Regions from separate parts of the Homo sapiens genome. Here region 1 is linked to region 2. Evidence: chromatin contacts called from ENCODE Hi-C data. All regions are on one chromosome and are shown on one strand. The core of a region is the stretch at or near the end of the contact, and the rest is flanking DNA. Distances in the headings are between cores, read along the strand shown. Region 1 has its middle 130 kb from the start of PRDM2. Region 2 has its middle 36 kb from the start of PRDM2.

The links. Hi-C counts contacts between places; a loop is a spot of excess contacts on that map. Pooled maps may share reads with other maps.
Region 1: a loop to region 2 is called in a map of gastrocnemius medialis, with 2.6 times the contacts of the local background. The contact joins two enhancer-like sites. A Hi-C loop is called at or near these places in 38 of 168 maps with a recorded cell type or tissue (A673, CD8-positive, alpha-beta T cell, Caco-2 and 26 more), 4 of 37 single-sample maps with no recorded cell type and 31 of 50 pooled maps.

Annotation. Positions count from the first base shown.
Region 1 is chr1:13,831,033-13,838,235 of GRCh38, reverse strand. No RefSeq gene overlaps it. Among named protein-coding and RNA genes, the nearest start is that of PRDM2, 130 kb to the right of the region's middle. Within about 2 kb of position 5,520, at least 2 of the 41 ENCODE cell types and tissues checked have a DNase peak (open chromatin) inside an H3K27ac peak, as active enhancers do.
Region 2 is chr1:13,661,128-13,667,793 of GRCh38, reverse strand. No RefSeq gene overlaps it. Among named protein-coding and RNA genes, the nearest start is that of PRDM2, 36 kb to the left of the region's middle. Within about 2 kb of position 5,138, at least 2 of the 41 ENCODE cell types and tissues checked have a DNase peak (open chromatin) inside an H3K27ac peak, as active enhancers do.

The DNA of each region.
Region 1 (7,203 bases), core at 4,271-6,770, 170 kb before region 2:
TGTAAAAAAAATAGGAAAACCCTAGGGCTGGGGGAATTGATAGACAACACCAAACGCATGATCCATAAAAGCATAAATTGATGAATCAGATTTCATCAAAATTCAAAATGTTTGCTTTATGAAAAACCCTGCTAAAAAGATAAAAAGACAGGCTGTAGACTAGAAACATATATATATACAAACCACATAGCCAACAAACAACTGATATGCAGACTATATAAAGAATTCTCAAAACCCAACAGTGAGAAAACAATTCAATCAAAACGTGGGCAAAAACATGAGCAGATATTTTACTGAGAAGGAGATACAGATGACAAATAATCACATGAAAAGATGTGTACCCTTAGCCATGAAGGAACTGCAAATTAAAACCACAGTGGCAAAAAAAAAAAAATTAGTGCCAACACCAAGTACTGTCAAGAGTGCAGAGAAACTGAATCACTTGCACATTGCTGATGGGAGCATTAAATGGTACAACCACTCTGGAACAGTTTGGCAATTTCTATAAAGGAAGGAAGGGAGGAAGGGAGGAAGGGAGGGAGGGAGAGAAAGGAGAGAAAGGAGGGAGGGAGGGGGCGTTATCCAGTCCACCATTGATGGGCATCTAGGTTAATTTCATGTCTTTACTATTGTGAATAGTGCTGCGATACTGATCATAGCCAAAAACTGGAAATAAATGCCTTTCAACAGGTAAATGGCTAAACAAACTGTGCAACATCTGTAACATGAAACACTACTCAGCAATAAAAAGGAACAAACTATTGATACACACCACAACCTGGAAGAATCCCCAGAGAATGATGCTGAGTTAAAAAGCCACCCCCAGCTGGGCGCAGTGGCTTATACCTATAATCTCAACACTTTGGGAGGCTGAGGTGGGAGGATCACTTGAACCCAGGAGTTCAAGACCAGCCTGAGCAACATAGGGAGACACCACCTCTACAAAAAAAAAAAAAAAAATTTTTTTTTAAGTAACCAAGTGTGGTGGCAGGCACCTGTAACCCCAGCTACTCAGGAGGCTGAGGTAAGGGGATCAGTTGAGCCCAGGAGGGTGAGGCTGCAGTGAGCCATGATCCTGCCACTGCACTCCAGCCTGGGTGACAGACTAAGACCCTGTCTCAAAAAAAAAAAAAAAAAAAAACCCAAACCCCAAAAGGATACATACTGTATGATTCCACTTATATGACATTCTTGAAATGACAAAATTATAGAAATGAGGAATTGATTAGTGGTTGTCAGGGGTTCAGGGGAAGGTGGGGTGGGAGGGAAGTTAGTGTGGCCATAAAGGGCAATATGAGGGATTCTTGTGGTGATGGGAATGTCATGTATCTTGACTTATCACTGTCAATATCCTGGTTGTAATGTTGGATTATGGCTACCACTGGGGGAAGCTGGACAAAGGTACACAGAATCTCTGTATTATTTCTTAAATTAGATGTGAACAATCCAATTAGCATATGGGCAAAGAAATGTAAGACACTTCCTACAACTACATGCAAATCTACAATTATCCTAAAATAAAAAAAATTTAATTAAACAAATACAACGAAGTGATCCCCATGAAAGTTAGGACAGCAATTACTTCTGGAGGGAAAGTGGGAGCTGTGATTGGGAATGAGTAGCTGGTAACATTCCCTTCCTGATCTGGAGGTAGTTATAAGAGAGTTTCTATAATTTACCAAACTAGACATTTGTTTTGTGTGGTTTTCTGTACCTGTGTTTGTTTTTACAATACGTTAAAAAAAAAAAAAAACAGCTACTTTGTCTGTCTAGATCCTGGAGTTAGCAAGTAGGAGAAAGTATTCCTAGTCAGTCCACAATTGACATGTATTATGAGCAAGAACTAAGCGTTTATCATCAGCAACTAAGATTCTGTTGTTTGTTACAGCAGCGTAATCAGCACATCCTGACTGATACTTATGCAGTAGGACAGTTTATAGATAAGTCGCCTGAATTCCAGGGCCCATTGGTTCACTTAGAACCAGTGAACCTAGCAAGGAATGGCAGTGTGCCCTTGGCAGTGGGGGTAGAGAGGACCGTTTGATGATGTTAAGTAAGCAATGACTAAGACAAATTCCCTGCATAGGTTTCAGACTAAATCGTGCCCCACTCCTCCAAATTTATCTGTTGAAATCCCAACTCCCAAATACACCTCAGAATATGATCATATTTGGAGATAGGGCCTCTAAAGAAGTAATTAAGGTTAAATGAGATTATATAGATGGGTCTTAATCCAATAGGACAGGTTCCCCACACAAGAAGAGGGAGAGACACCAGGATGTGTCTTCACACAGAAGAAAAACCATGTCAGGACACAGTGAGAAGGCAACCATCTGCAAGCCAAAGAGAGAGGATTCAGGAGAGACCATGCCTTCTGACACTTTCATTTTAGGCTTCCAGAACTCCAAGGTATTTCACTATGGTGATCAGAGCAGACTAGTACACCCCAGTACACAAGTTGTCCACTAAAACATCAGATGATCTTCTTGTACCGATAGAACAGATCGTTTCATTCAGCTGCGCCGACCATCCATTGCAGGTCGCTGCCTACCTATGCCCAGCACATTACAGAGTGCAGCAGGGGACAAACAGGAAGCCTGGAACCAGCACTGAGCATAAGCACTCTTTCAGTAGGGGCAGGACTGGGGATTATGGTGTGGCGGCAGCTCCATCAGCAGAGAACACACCTCTGCCATCACTGTCAAATATCCCTGAACCTCTACCCTCACCTGCAAGGGATACAGCTGCTTCCAACAGGGGTGACGAGCAGGTGCAAGCACAAATCAGTCACTTTGGTCCACATGGGCAGAGTCAGAGGGTGGCTGGCTGCGTGTGTCTCTTGTCCAGCAGCCTATGTGGTGCTACCACCTTCCAAACAGATGAGATTCCAGGAGAGCGCTCTTCTAGAGTGGGGGTCACCCAGCTTGCTCTGGCAAGTTTCAAGGGTTCTTAAATCTACAGGGGACTCTTCAGGTCTACCAAGGTCTGGGGAGGATGGTCCAGGACACAGTCTCCTGCTGTGAACATGGGAAGAACAGTTTTCCCAGTCCACAAGTGTCCTCCTGGATTCAGAAGAGACTCTCTCACGTCCCCGTCCTAACCCCCAAAGCAATCATCCAGCTCTTGTCATTTGTCTGTACGGAGAATGCAAGCACACCTTTACACAAGAGGTCCTTTCACTTTTCATAGGGTTGAATGCATCCCAGATATAAAACATTTGCAACAAACTGCAAAAGAAAAATAAATCTTGGGGCCCCCAAATCATCAATGTAAAGGGAAAAGTCAAGCTGGGAATTGCTTAGGGCAAACCTGCCTCTCATTCTATTCAAAGTCATCTCTCTGCTAGCTGAGATAAATGCGTATCTGATTGCCTCTTTTGGAACCGCTATTCAGAAACTTAAAAGAATACAACCATTTGTCTCTTATCTACCTATGACCTGGAAGCCCGCTCCCCACTTCAAGTTGTCCTGCTTTTGCTTCGAGTTGTCTCACCTTTCTGGACAAAACCAATTTCATCTTACATATATTGATTGATGTCTCATGTCTCCCTAAAATGTACAAAACCAAGCTGTGCCCGGACTACCTTGGGCATGTGTCGTCAGGACCTCCTGAGATTGTGTCATGGGTACACGTCCTTAACTTTGGCGAAATAAACTTCCTAAATTGACTGAGACCTGTTACAGACTTTTGAGGTTCACAAAACGTTATGCTAAATGAGCCCAATTTAGGAAAAATTGGCAAAACATGAAAGGCTGAAAAGAAATGCAAAGCTGCTGTTTGAGCCCTCCTCACTGCTGCAGACAGACCCAAGGACCCTGCATTCAGCCCCCACTTCCACCCAGCATCCTGCAGCCAGCAAGGGACTGGCTCTGAACCTTTGTCCTCCCACGTCACAGGTGGGCCGTACAATAGTGCTGACCTCAGTGTGACACGGAAAGGATGGAAAAGCTCAATGGGGCCATCATAAAGACTCTATTCCTGAAATGTTCTTAAATTGAGAAGCAATCAAAAGCTGGGTGAGGTGGCTCACGCCTATAATCCTAGCACTTTGGGAGGCCGAGGCGGGCGGATCACCTGAGGTCAGGAGTTTGACACCAGCCTGGCCAACATGGTGAAACCCCATCTCTACAAAAAAAGATACAAAAATTAGCCGGGCATGGTGGTGGGTACCTGTCATCCCAGCTACTGGGGAGGTTGAGACAAGAGAATCGCTTGAGCCTGGGAGGTGGAGGTTGCAGTGAGCAGAGATCGTGCCATTGCACTCCAGCCTGGGCAACAGAGCAAGAATCTGTCTCAAAAAAAAAAAAAAAAAAAGTAAAAAGTAATCAAGCCTTCACTTAGGCTAATCTGTTCCCTTGTATCTTCTATGCCACAGGTCATAGCTCTGTCCCGAGGCCACACATTGGGTCCTGTATTGAGGGAAAACATGGTAAGCATTTGGGGACAATGACACCCTCATATTGCCCTTCCCACCCCCTCTCTTCCTGTTCACACAACCTCACATTCTCCAGGTTAAAAAGATCTTCCTGCTTTTAAGGAAAAGGGCTGCGCACTGGGGCTGCTCCTGCATGGACCGACAGCATCCACTGGGGACCCAGGGAGGGAAGGTGATCATAAGAGACAGAGACATACCAGAGAACAGGCCTCATGTCAAGAAGAGGGGATGGAGGCCCCGAGGAGCTGTACCCAGCTCAGGCCCCATCTAGTTGACAGGAAAGGTCAAACTAGAGTCCCCTCCCAACCACTGACTGGCTCAGCAGGTGCAGCGTGGAGCACATACCTGTTCCCAACTTGCACACGCACGGAAAAGATCCCACCAGAAGCAGTGAGTAGGTGTATGATTTTGGAAAGGGCAGTGTAGGGGAAGCTACAATAAGCAAACAAAGCTGACCCTGGCCATCCAAGGTACAGCTTTTCAGCAGCACTGATGGCACCTTCTGCCACTCCCTCCCTTCTTCACATTCCTCCTGCCTGAGGATCCTGCTCCCTGCAGGTGCCTTCACAGGGATGCTGTGCCACAAGATTTAGGTTTGACCTTCAGGAGCAGCAGGGTCTCTGCAGAACAGATGTACATGGAGCTGGTGCCAGATAAGCCCACCTAGAATGCCTGGCTCGGGAGGCCCATGTTAAGAAATGATTGGCCCTTTCCCAGCACAATGAATGGGGAATGGTGGGCACAGCCCCCAGTTGAGTCACCCAGCATCATCTCTACCTCTGTTCTGCTTGGACAACAGCCTCTCCCTCAAGTCCATGGCTTCAGGATGACACAGTGGGCAGCACCTTGTCATAGAAATCAGGCTTTTTGGTTTCATATTAGGTGTGCACCGTTAAAGATCTAAATACAACACAAACAAACAACCCAGAAGGGAAAAGATTGCCCATGCTTGCTCTCTGCATACAAATCCTTCCCATGCCTCTCTTCCACGTGGCTGTACCCAGAAGACAAAGGGCACGTTGGTAAAAATGTAATTTCCGCAAGACAGTGGAACCCAGCCAAGCAGGCCTCAGGGTAGCTGGTTTGCACCTGGATCCCTACCTGTGCCAGGAGGGCCTTGCTCTTGGACACTCTCCAAGTTTCTCCTACCCTCCTCTCCCAGCAGGAGCCTTGCAGTGTCCCCTAATTTAGAGGAGATGAAACTGGAGTGTTATCAAGCAAACCACAGAGCCTTAGGTGGCCAGGGAAGAGCCTTGGATCACAGACAGCTGCAGCCATTGGCGGATGCTCCACTGGGATTTGAGCATGGGGCATCTTCCACCTTCAAGAACCAGACCAGTGGCTCGCTCCACCATTTGTGACCTCAGGGGAGGTCAACCCCTTTAAGCCTGTTTCCTCCTCCACAAATATAGGAGCACCAATGGAGCCCACCTCCAAGAGGGTTCCCTAAGGCAAACACTTCCAGTGCAAGGCACATGGTGTGTATCCAATAAGACTGATCTATCACTGCCTCTCGACACGGTCATGCCACTCCCTCAGCAAATAATCATAGTGTGAGCAAATATGTACCAAACTGTCAGTGTCTGTGTGAAAACAGAAGTAACCTAAATTCTGCCTATATTATGTACCCCTACAAACATCATCATTAAAGGTAATGTAGAAGTAATAATCATCTTGAAGTTTAAAAGTCCAGCGTGATTAACATCATACCTAACGCTTACAGTTCACATCCAAAGCCAGGCACTAAGTGTTTTGATGTAACGAACAATTTTCTTGATAACCCTGTGAGGAAGGAACTATGATCATGCCCACTTTATAGATGAGAAAACTGAGGCACGAGGAGGTTCAACAACTTCTTGAGGTCACACAGCAGGTTGATGTCACAGCCAGTTGCTAATATTTATATCATAAAAACCTAAGGGATCAGGCACTAAAGGACCCATCAGACTGGGCGTGGTGGCTCACACCTGTAATCCCAGCACTTTGGGAGGCCAAGGTGGGTGGATCACCTGAGGTCAGGAGTTCGAGACCAGCCTGGCCAACATGGTGACACCTCGTCTCTACTAAAAATACAAAATTAGCTGGTCGTGGTAGCACATGCCTGTAATCCCAGCTACTTGGGAGGCTGAGGCAGGAGAATTGCTTGAACCTGGGAGGAGGAGGCTGCAGTGAGCCGAGATTGCACCATTGCACTCCAGCCTGGGCAACAAGAGGGAAACTCCATCTCAAAAAAAAAAAAAAAAAAGGCCATCAGTGGCAGGATTTCTTTGGATTTTCTCTATTTTTATGGGGTTAATAACCATGTACATCTTCTAACTAGAAAATAGAAAGTTTTGTGTTTAAGCAATCACACGCAAGAATTTCCCCATGCCTCAGTGCTGAGGTAGGACACACATGCTATGAGCTCCTTAGGGCACACCCCAGGCCTAAGAGGTCACAGAGGGAGAGATGGCTCATAGTGGAGGCCTCCTTGTCTTGGGCTTCAAGGTGGGCATTGGTGTGTGCCAGGCCCCTGCCTTCCCTCCACTCTCAGCCTCAGCCTTCTGCTGGTAGAACCTAATAGCACTTGGGTAAGACAGACATATATGGACCACACTAGTGCCCAAATTTCCACAACATCTGGTTTGGAAGTGCTCACCCAGCATGGCCCTGGGAAGGGGCAGGGGACCTACAGCTGCAGATGCCCAAGAATGATGTTAGTTTGAAAATCCTACCAGTTGATGCCAAAATCAGTCACTTGTTTGCCTTTCTGTCATGCAATCTTTCAC
Region 2 (6,666 bases), core at 3,889-6,388:
TTTCTTTTTTAGGCTACAACATACTTCACGACTTAAAAGTGCTCATTTTCTTGAAATCACGTGGGCTTTATTTTTCAAGTCTTGAATTAGACAGATGTTACTCTGGATAAAAATATATCCATGGGGAAAGAATTATTTGCAACTCAGAAATGATAACCTAGTTCGTTTGGTGGCAAGCTAGGGCTGATAAAGTAATCTAATGTATAGGGGGTTTTTTGTTGGGTTTTTTTGGTTTTTTTTGAGACGGAGTCTCACTCTGTTGCTCAGGCTGGAGTGCAGTGGCACGATCTCGGTTCACTGCAACCTCTGCCTCCTGGGTTCAAGCGATTCTCCTGCCTCAGGCTCCCAAGTAGGTGGGACTACAGGCATGTGCCACCACGTTCAGCTAATTCTTGTAATTTTAGTAGAGACGGGGTTTCACCATGTTGGCCAGGCTGGTCACCAACTGCTGACCTCAAGCGATCCACCCGCCTTGGCCTCCCAAAGTGCTGGGATTACAGGTGTGAGCCACCACGCTCGGCTGGCCTAATGTATAGTTTTAAAAACCATAGTTGTTTTGGTTAAAGTAATGCAGAAAGGAGTCCTTTTCCTGACAGCTCAGCTGGTCTTCCAAGTGTGATTGTCAAAATGGTAGGGACTGACTAAAAAACAAACAAACAAACAAAAAGAAAAAAAAAAAACCAAAACTATTCTATGCCATAGTGAAACCTAATGCTGAATTTTTCTCCAAAAAAGAAGAAAGTGAGAACAAGCAAACCCCAGGGCTGCTGGGCCTGTCTGCAAAGGGTGAAAGCAGCAGAGGAGTCTAAATCGAACTGAATTGCAAGATTTCAGTTCTAAGCATGGCACATGTATACATATGTAACTAACCTGCACATTGTGCACATGTACCCTAAAACTTAAAGTATAATAATAATAAATTAAAAAATAAAAAAGTAAAAAAAAAAAAAAAAAGATTTCGGTTCTAAGAGAAGTTCCCCACGCAACTACCCCAACCCTTTCTAGAATGTTGTGTGTTCTCTGCACTGACTCCAGGGTTAACACATATCATGGCTCATTTGTAGACTTGCCATGTTCTTCCTTTTTCTTTGCTTTAACAACAACTGGCAGATACCCTTTCTTTTTATGGGTACTCTTGGCACTCTGGTTCTTAATTTGGTTTGGGGTGACTCTGTCGGTTTCCTTTGGCAGATGGCAGTCACAGGTGGCCTGGAGCCTGGGGCACACGCAGTCCCACCTGGTTCCCTTAAGGACTCCCTGGTTAGTGCTGAGGCCTAATAGCCTTGAACTCTCTGCCTGCATCCCATCTGCTGCGTGCTCTGAGCTCCCTGAGATGGGGCAGCCATGGTAGCTGCTGCTGTCAGCTGTCTTAGAGTTGGGAATTTACAAGGGCTGGTTGTCCCTGCCTCCCCATTACTCTCTTGCTCCTGTTGGTGTCCACATGGTGAAGCGATGCCCTTGCACGCCCACCCCCATTCCTGCTCTTCATTATGGCTGTTGACCAAATTCCCCTTCAGGCACTGGGTCCACATCCAGCCTCCCTTGTCCACACCCACAGCCCTAAGCCCAGGGAACAGCTTGTAACGCTCTCATTTCACTGTTCTTTGAAATAACAAGGTAACTTGGTACAGTGGAAAGACTGCGGTCTTTGAAGTTTGATGGTTTTGTGACCTTAGGCCATTCACCAGCGGTTCCCACTTTGCAAGGTTCCGGTGAGGACCTGGAATAAAGGCTATTCCTGGAACACGAATGGAGAACCCATTTCATAAGCAGTGCTTTCTGTTTGTTAACAGAGGCAGAAATGACATTGACGTAGCCCTCTTCTTTTACTTCTGCTGTGAGGCAGTGACTGTCAGAGCCGTCTTAACTTGATTGCTCCTAGTCCGGAAGGTTCTGTTCCTTTGGGCACAGCAGGGCTGTTTATGTGGAAGAAGGAGCCCTCTGGTGGGCATCAGGAAGAGTTGCAGTTAATTTGCAATTTGCTTGTCTCATTCAAGTGGTTTGCTCTGTTTTTTTAAGACGCACAATCACTGGTTGACCTGGATGCTGCGAGGTTACAAGAGATGAAATATGGAGGAGGCCTTCAGGGAGTTAAGCTATCCAACCCTTTCGTTTTGCTGGGGACCAAAAGATTGCCCGGGACCTCCTTCAGTGCTAAAATCCACCAAGTCTTGGACCAATCTAGACAAATTGGTCCCTTTAGGACTATCCCATTCACTTTGATGCTGGGCAGAAACCAGGCCTCTAAGGGTTGAAGCTCGGGGCTGACGGTTTAAATGGGAGCAAGGGGCTGGGCATGATGGCTCACGCCTGTAATCCCAGCACTTTGGGAGGCCGAGGCGGGTGGATCACCTGAGATCAGGAGTTCGAGACCAGCCTGGCGTAACCCCAACCCTACTAAAAATACAGAAATTATCAGGGTGTGGTGGCAGCTGCCTGTAATCCCAGCTCTCAGGAGGCTGAGGCAGGAGAATCACTTGAACCCGGGAGGTGGAGGTTGCAGTGAGCCGAGATCACACCACTGCCCTTCAGCCTGGGTGACAGAGCATGACTCCGTCTCAAAGTAAATAAATAAAATAAATAAATGGGAGCAAGGATTGAGCAAAGGCTGGAAAGAGAATCAATTTCCTGCAAGGATGGGATGTAAGGGGACCATCAGATTAGAGACATGTATGGGAGGGGAAATGGGGAGCACTGGGTTCTTCAACTGTGTCTAAACTCTGTGATCAAGCTTCCTCTCCATTCCTCTAGGAAGTGGCCTTCATCAAAAGAAAGCCCTATGCTTTCAAATTTATGAACTATTGGCTAATCCGTTTTTCTCTTTTGGCAAGATAATTTCAAGGAGGTTTCTCTCTCCACCAAGGATTTGACGGGTGCGCTGTTACATCCCTTGGGGATGAAAAGGGAAACCCAAGTTGTCCTTTTCTTCCCCTAGTGCTTTGCTGATTTAAAATTAATATTTCCTAACTAATCACTAGAAGAGACTAATGATGGCTTAGTCATCAGGTATGGAACAGGAAGTAAAGAAAAGCACCATGCCCTACAGAAATTGGAGGGAAGACTAAGAACAGGAGACTGCAGTCACCTGGGCTGGAAATTGGCCAGGACCACACAGCTAACTCTTACCACTTAGGTGCAGATGTTTTCATGAGCGGAACACAGCAGCCTTCCAACTTGCTTAGTATCACTTTCCAAATTACTCAAGTGCCACCTTTGTTGCTCCTTGGAAGTTGCCCTTGCAAAGACTTGCCCAGTTCAGTCCCTGCCCAGTGATTCAAAGCTGATCATTTTCCATGGTAAAAAGGTCCTACTATTTACTCCAAGACTTTTGACTCTCCTTTCTATGGTAATGCTGTGCAGAGGAAATTTCTCAGGTTATTATTATAGAACGGTGGTTTTTCAACTGGGGGTGATTTTACTCCCCCTAGCTGCTTCCAGGGATATGTGGCAATGTCTGGAGACATTTTGGTTTTCACAACTTGGTGAGTGCTACTGGCATCACTACCCATAATGGGTAGAGGCCAGGGAGGCTGCTCACCATCTTACATTGACAGGACAGCCCCACAACAAGGAAGTATCCAGCCCCAAATGTCAATCGTGCTGAGGTTGAGAAATCCCGCAGGAAGCCGTGGATCTTTTGATAGGGTTGTGCAATCATCACTACAGTCTAATTTACAATATTTTTATCCCCCTTAGAGAAACTTTTTACTCATTAGTAGTCAGTCCCTATTTCCATATTCTCATCTCCCCCCAGCGCCACCTCTTGGCCCTAAAAAACCACTAATCCACTTTCCATACATTAAAGGATGATACAGTTTCTTACTTCACAGAGTAGTATCATCCCTATTTACAGATAGGGCAACTGAGACCCAGAGAGGTGAATGTCTTACCGCTATTAAAGAGAGGACTCTATTACTCAATCCAAGGCAAGAACAGAGGTCACAACAAACTTTTTCCGTAAAGAGTCAGATAGCGAATATTTTAAGCTTTATGGGCCATATAGTCTCCATTGCAACTACTCATTTCTGCTATTGTAGAGTGAGTGCCGGCATAGACAATATGTAAACAAATTGGTGTGTCTGTGTTCAGATAAAACTTTATGGCCTGTAATCCCAGCACTTTGGGAGGCTGAGGCGGGCAGATCACAAGGTTAGGAGTTCGAGACCAGCCTGACCAAAGAGACCAGCCTGGCCAACATGGTGAAACCCTGTCCCTACTATAAATGCAAAAATTAGCCAGGCATGGTGGTGGGTGCCTGTAACCCCAGCTACTCAGGAGGCTGAGGCAGAATTGCTTGAACCCAGGAGGTGGAAGTTGCAGTGAGGTGAGATTGCACCATTGCACTCCAGCCTGGGCAACAGAGCGAGAATCCAACTCAAACAAAACAAAACAAAAAAACCCACTTTATTTACAAAAACAGTTGAAGGGCCAGATTTGGCCTGCAGGCTCTAGCTTGTCAATCCTGGAATTAAACCATTACAAAAGGCCTCACATTTACTTGGACAACCCCCACCCCTAATTCCTTCTTCTGCTTCCCTAGATCCATCCTCCCAGATGATCGTTACCCTAAAGTTTGTCTTTATCACTCTCTGACTTAAAAAAAAAAATCTGCTTACCTAAGCTGTGTGTTGTCAAAACAATGTGTTATCTTCTTTTACTGGGTTTGAGCTTTCAAAATGTCATCATATGGTGTGTGGTCTTTGGCTTTTAAAAATTCAGTCTTACGTTTCTAACATTTATGGCCATCGTGGATTCATTTTCATCACTGTGTGTAAAATACTTCATGGGGTGAGCATACTACAAGTCTTGTAAACACGCTCTCCTTGATGGACATGTAGGACAGTTTATTTGCCATTATAAACAATTATAAAACAATTCCTCTAGAAGCAGAATTGCTAGGTTAGAGGATTAAAAAGCTATTTATTTATTTATTTTGAGACGGGGTTGCCTAGGCTGGTCTCGAACTCCTGGGCTCAAGCAATCCTCCCACTGAGGCCTCCCAAAATGCTGGGATTACAGGCATGAGACACTGTGCCTGGTTTTTTTTTTTTTTCTTGTAAAAATGCCTGAGACATGTAAATTACACAGAGTCTGGAGTCAGCGTGACTTCCTGGCTAATTTCCACCATTTCTAGCTTTGTCATCTTGGGCAAATTGCTGTGCCTGTTGCTGAATCCTCTTTTCTTTGGGGGGGTGGGGTGCCTATGTGAAATGAAGATAATAATGGTATCCACCTCCTCATGTTGTTGTGAGGATTAAATGAAATAATCCCCGTAAATCTGTTATTAGCACACTGGTAGCACAGTTTAGGAGTTTAAGGAGTTTTTTCCTCACTTTGTATTTGTCACATGACTTCTCCCCACTAGGCTGCGAAGTTAGTAAGGGCAGTGTTAAAAGAAAAACTTCAGCTGAATTAATTTTAAATGAGTTTAATTGAACAATGCATGATTCCCCAATCAGGCAGCCCCCAGAATCACAGCAGATTTAGAGAAACTCCAGGGATGCCCCCTGGTCAGAACAAATTTATAGACAAAGAAAGGGAAGTGCCATACAGAAATCGGCAGTGAGGTACAGAAACAGCTGGATTGGTTACAGGCTGGTGTTTGTCTTATTTGAACACAGTTTGAACACTTAGCAGTCTCTGAGTGGTTGAAGTATGGCTGCTGGGATTGGCCAAGACTCAACTATTGTAATTGTTACAGGTGTATACTCCTAAATTAGGTTTTCAACCTTGTCTGCCTATTAAGCTAGGTTACAGTTCGTCCACAGGGGCTCGAATATAGAAGTACGGAGTCCTTCCCAGGCCGTATTGAGTTTGCATTAACAGCAAACTGGGTACTTTATCTCAGAAACATCAGTATCCACCATATGTCAGTTTTCAAATAAAGGTGTGTGAATGAATGAAATGATGAATGAAGGAATGTGTGAATGTGATCAGAACTGTGGCCCTGCCAGCTGCAGACACAGGTGTCAATGACCTGGGTGTCACAGTTTTGAGCATGGGGGTGAGGAAGGTGGGGAGGCAGCAACCAGCGTAGGACTCCCTCCGACTGGGTGGAGTGACTGCTTTGGGTCTGACCGCATTAGTCATAAGTAATTCCCTGGACTTCTGCCTTGGAGGAAGCCGTGCAGGTTTGCTGAGGGAGGCCCTGAAAGTCTGACTCTTGGAGATGAAGAGTCTGTGAGCTGCTTCTTTCCACTTGTGAGTAGCAGATGAGCTGCAGAAGAACTAACCTGTATTAGTCCGTTCTCACACTTCTATGAAGAAATACCCGAGACTGGTAATTTATAAAGGAAAGAGGTTTATACTTATAATCATGGCAGAAGGCAAAGGAGAAGCAGGCACCTTTTTCACAGGGTGACAGGATGGAGTGAGTACCAGATGATTATATAACCATCAGATCTCATGAAAAATCATTATCACGAGAACAGCATGGGGGAACCACCCCCATGATCCAATTACCTCCACCTGGTCCCCTTGACAAATGGTGATTATGGGGATTATGTGGATTACAATTCAAGATGATATTTTGGGTGGGGATACAACCAAACTATATCACTCACTATCACAAAGGAACTCAGCAAGACATGGGACTTTAACATTTGCAGGTCACATAAGCCACTATCATTAAAGTACATTGTCACTAAAGGCCAATTACCATTGAGT